Regions from separate parts of the Homo sapiens genome. Here region 1 is linked to region 2. Evidence: read pairs that join two places in POLR2A ChIA-PET (ENCODE). Cell type or tissue: PC-3. All regions are shown on one strand.

Evidence for each region. Peaks named below come from ENCODE experiments on the same cell type or tissue, not always from the same donor. Only the 100,000 strongest peaks of a DNase experiment are listed, where the experiment ranks them.
Region 1: POLR2A ChIA-PET joins it to region 2 with 5 read pairs; 2 of 35 experiments call an interaction of 5 or more read pairs at or near these places.

What each region holds. Positions count from the first base shown.
Region 1 is chr12:117,721,760-117,724,259 of GRCh38, reverse strand. The region is part of intron 4 of KSR2 (kinase suppressor of ras 2); the gene reads left to right. Among named protein-coding and RNA genes, the nearest start is that of KSR2, 250 kb to the left of the region's middle. In PC-3, no CTCF peak of the experiment used is centred here; no DNase peak of the experiment used is centred here.
Region 2 is chr12:117,831,659-117,834,158 of GRCh38, reverse strand. All of the region lies in intron 3 of KSR2 (kinase suppressor of ras 2), which reads left to right. LOC105370011 (a long non-coding RNA gene) reads right to left here and starts at 1,393. Exons shown (of 3, transcript XR_945403.3): 1 at 1,310-1,393. In PC-3, no CTCF peak of the experiment used is centred here; a DNase peak (open chromatin) is centred at 948; H3K27ac peaks cover 1,590 bases.

The DNA.
Region 1 (2,500 bases), 110 kb after region 2:
CTCAGCTCACTGCAACTTCCACCTCCCAAATTCAAGCAATTCTCCCACGTAAGCCTCCTAAGTAGTTGGGACTGCAGGCACACACCACCATGCCTGGCTAATTTTTGTATTGTTTGGTAGAGACGGGGTTTCACCATGTTGGCCAGGCTGGTCTCGAACTCCTGACCTCAAGTGATTCGCCCACCTCAGTCTCCCAAAATGCTGAGATTACAGGCGTGAGCCACTACGCCCAGCCCGAAAGATATATATTTAACCCTATCTTTAAAACATATTATGTTTTAAAGAGTAAATTGAAATAAATAGTAAGAACAGGATTTAAAGACAGCTTGAGTTTAAAATACTTATCAAAATGTGAGATTTTCTTGATATCTATACTAGTACTTTGATGTGAGAAATACACAATAAATGTTATTTGCATAACTTCAAAAATCCCGTATTAGATTTTTTTAAAAAATGATATTATGAAATGGTTGAAGACTCACAAGAAATAGTGCAGATGCTCCTTGTATCCTCCCCCCAACTTTCCCCCAGTGACAGTATCTTACATAACCACAGTATGAAATTGACATTGGTACAATACTGTTGACTTAGGTACAGATCTTATTTGGATTTCACCAATTTTTACTTTTTTACTTGCATTTTTTGAGCTTTTATTTTTTTTAATGATGATTTTATTGTCCAAAAGATGGCCTAGCAATATCCAAGAAAATTTTGGAGTGAGAAAGATACGAGTTCCCATTCCAGCCTTGTCACTTATCTGTGAGATCATGGATGATTCATTCATTTTCTGAGCCTCAGTTTATTCCTCTGTAAAATGGAGTTGATAATATCTACCTCTTACGGTTGTTGTGAGGCTTAAATTCAGTGACTTATACAGGTATATCATGCTTGGGAACTGTTGTGATGGGTTGGTTGAAAAATCTAAACTCATGGAAGTATAAAATGAAGAAAGCAGTTTACTTTTAGTTTAATTAAGATACGTGGAATGTCTTCTTTTCCATTTTTAGTGACAACTTGGGCAGATTTATTCACTTTTGGCTGGAAGAGCTTAAAGCAGAGAAGGTCTCCCTGGTGTTGGTGTGGTTTGGTTTGATTCTTCGGTTGTGAGTGATCTCTTTGTGAATGGTGAGGATGGATTCCTCTGGCCTGCCTTCAGGGTCATCCTGATAACCTCCCCTGCCACTGAGGGGCAGCCTGGTCTCATTGACTTCCTGAATGGCACCCCTTTGGTCCTTTTTCTGGTGGTCACCTAGACATAGAGAACTCCTGCCATCCACTGGCCCTCAGGCTTTCCCTTGCAGCCATGGGAATACGGGATACTTCTCGCACTCTCTTGGTATGGAGAGATCTGGGATGGAGTGGGGAGTATCTGCATTGCCTCCTCTGACTCACTACTTCCATGTCCCCTTGTTACAGGAAAGGGGTCCTGATCCAGACCCCAAGAGAGGGTTCTTAGATCTCGGGCAAGAAAGAATTCAGGGTGAATCCATACAGTAAAGTGAAAGCAAGTTTATTAGAAAAGTAAAGGAATGAAAGAATGGCTACTCCATAGACAGAGCAGCCCTGAGGGCTACTGGTTGCCCATTTTTATGGTTATTTCTTGATTACATGCTAAACAAGGGGTGGATTATTCATGCCTCTTCTTTTTAGACCATATAGGGTAACTTTCTGACGTTGTCATGGCATTTGTAAACTGTCACGATGCTGGTGGGAGTGTAGCAGTGAGGACGACTAGAGGTCACTCTTGTGGCCATCTTGGTTTTGATGGGTTTTGGCCAACTTGTTTACTGCATCCTGTTTTATCAGCAAGGTCTTGATGCCTGTATCTTGTGCTGACCTTCTATCTCATCCTGTGACTTAGAATGCCTTAGCTGTCCGGGAATGCCGCCCAGTAGGTTTCAGCCTCATTTTACCCAGCTCCTCTTCAAGATGGAGTTGCTCTGATTCACACACATCTGATATCCTCAAGCTGTTTGGATGTAGGTCATCTAGGGTTCCCCCACCTGCAGAAATGTCTAGGCCTGCATTGTCTAATATGGTAGCCACTAGCTATAGGTGTTAATTATTTAAATTTAAAAGAATTAAAATTAGTGTGTAGTGGCATGCAACTGTAGTCCCAGCTACTTAGGAGAACGAGGCGGGAGGATCACTTGAACCCAGTTTGAGACCAACTTGGGCAACATAGCGAGACCCTTAAAAAAATGTTAAAAAAAAATAAAATTAAATGGAATTACACATTTAATTCTTCAGTTGCGCTAGCTGTATTTCATGTGCTCAATAACCATATATGGCTGGTGGCTGCCATATTGGACAGCACAGATATAAAACATTTCCATTATCATAAAGAGTTCTTTTGGACATTGCTGGTCTAACTAATAGATCCCCCATCTTACGGCTACCGATGTTAGTCTTTTCTAAGAACTGCCCCACCTCCCTCTGCTTAAAGGGTGGTACCAGTGGATGGCCATGAGATGCATAATTTCAGCAGACATCTACTTAA
Region 2 (2,500 bases):
TTTTTTTTTATTTTTTTTGAGACAGGGTCTCACTCTCTTGCCCAGGCTTGAGTGCAGTAGCCTGATCTTGGCTCACTGCAACCTTTGCCTGCCAGGCTCAAGCCGTCCTCCTCCCTCAGCCCCCAGAGTAGTTGGAACTATAGGGGTATGCCACCATACCTGGCTAATTTTTTTAATGAAAATTTTTTTTTTTGTACAGACAGGGTTTCACCATGTTGCCCAGGCTGGTATTGAACTCCTGGGCTCAAGCGATCCGCCTGCCTCGGCCTCCCAAAGTGCCCCGCCAGGTGTTGCCGGTTCTAAGACAAGATACTGTGATTTTTTGGGAAATCACGGTAGGGGAATTATGACATCAAGGTGGGTTCAAAATAGGTTGAGATGAAAGAGCTTGTAGATTTCTTCATGAAGGAAGGACTTAGTGTCCGGTGGTCTTTTCTGAATATTCATGATGCCACTGAATGTGGAAAAAGAGGATTTAAAATGCACCCCTGGCCAGGCACAATGGCTCATACTTGTAATCCCAGTGACTTGGGAGGCTTGCTTGAGTGACAGGAAGATTGCTTGAGGCTGAAGTTCAAGACTAGCCTGGGCAACATAGCAAGACCACTTCTCTACAAAGAATAAAAAAATCAGCTGGGCTTGGTCGTGTGTGCCTGTAGTCCCAGCTATTCAGGAGGCCAAGGCTGGAGGATCTCTTGAGCCTAGGTGTTTGAGGCTGCAGTGAGCTATGATCATGCCACTGCACTCCTGCCTGGGTGGCGGAGCAGGACCCTGTCTCTAAGAAAACTCCAACCCCCACCCCCAAATGCACTCCTGTCCCAAGGGTTTCTGCACAGATATTTAACATTCCTCTACTATGTATAAGGCATTGGTCCACGTTTACAGTGTGCTAGACACATCATGTGTGAGGAATTTCCATGGATGACTTCCTTTGATTTTTATTACAACTTTCTAAGCTATGAGTTGTCCCGTCCCTTGTAAAAAGGGAGGAGATAGAATTCAGAGAGGTGCCTGGGCCTAGCAAAGGCCGCACAGCTTGGGTAAGTCACAAAGCCAGCATTGTGCTCAGAACTTAGGGTGAAACCACCACTACATACCGCCCCACCTTCCCGCCTCCACCACCCCCCGCCCCACGAAGGCTCTGAAAGAGCAAAAGGAAGGCAGGGTATTTGTTGGGAGCCCACGTGCTGTGCAGAAGCCACTTGGCCAGGGTCATGCCACTGGTCTCTCCTGGGTCTGTCTGAAAGCCCGTGGACTTCAAGAGTTCAGACTGATTTTCAAGGGACGTAAACCCATCACCTGCAGTGACCTGTTGTCCCAGGCAGCAGTGCATTGGCCTGTGCCTAGGTAAGGCTGGTGGATGGCTTCATAGCCTAGGAGTAGGTTGGACCCAAGGCAGAAGGTGAGAAGTAGGGAGAAGTGAGATGACTTAGGAAGGGCTAGAGACAAGGCCTGGGGTCTGAAGGAGCACCCTGCTCTCTAGGGCTCTGGAAAGGGCAGATTGGAATGCTGATGCCATCCTGCCTCCAGCTTGCTCTGTGACATCAGGCAGCTACTGGCCTGACCTCCGTGGCTCTCTGTAACAGGAACACTGCAACAATACCTGCATCTTCCTTAGATGGTGGCATTGAGGACGCAGTGAGGTGATGCAGATAAAAGCTTGCAGCTCAGCCCTGCTGCATTCTCTGTGCTCAACAAATGTCAATTGCTACTTTTGTTGATGACGCTGGGTCTGTAGCTTTATCTGTAGCCATTAGCAAAGAAGAGGGGGGAATTTCTCTGTTGAAATAAATTGCCTTGTAGCTCTGGTTTCCTCCCCTAAAACATGTGGATGCGGACACGGTACAAGATTTGTTTTGTTTTGTTTTGTTTTTGAGATGGAGTTTTGCTCTTGTCTCCCAGGCTGGAGTGCAATGGCATGATCTTGGCTCACTGCAAACTCCGCCTCCTGGATTCAAGTGATTCTCCTGCCTCACCCTCCCCAGTAGCTAGGATTACAGTGCACGTCACCACACCCAGCTAATTTTTGTATTTTTAGTAGAGACGGGGTTTCACCATGTTGGCCAGGATAGTCTCAAACTCCTGACCTCAGGTAATCTGCCCGCCTCGGCCTCCCAAAATGCTGGGATTACAGGCATGAGCCACTGCACCCGGCCACAGTACAAGTTTTATAGGAGGTGAAAAAACCACCCTCAAGTATCTTAAATGGTGCTCCCTTGAAAATAGAACCAAGTTAGCTGTTCCTAAAGGTTATGGCAGTCAAGGGATGATGACATCTTAGTGGGCAATTGACCTATGCATTCAGCTTTAACCAGCATTTATTAAGTACCTCCTGTGTTCTTGGATTGTGTGGGGTACTTGGCTGTGTGGCCTTTGGCAAGTGAATTCACCTGAGCCATCACTTCCATGTGTGGAAATTCAGATAATAACTGTCCCTACCTCTTGGGTTGTTTTGAGGATTAAGTGAAATCAAATATACAAAGTCCAATGTCTTGCATGG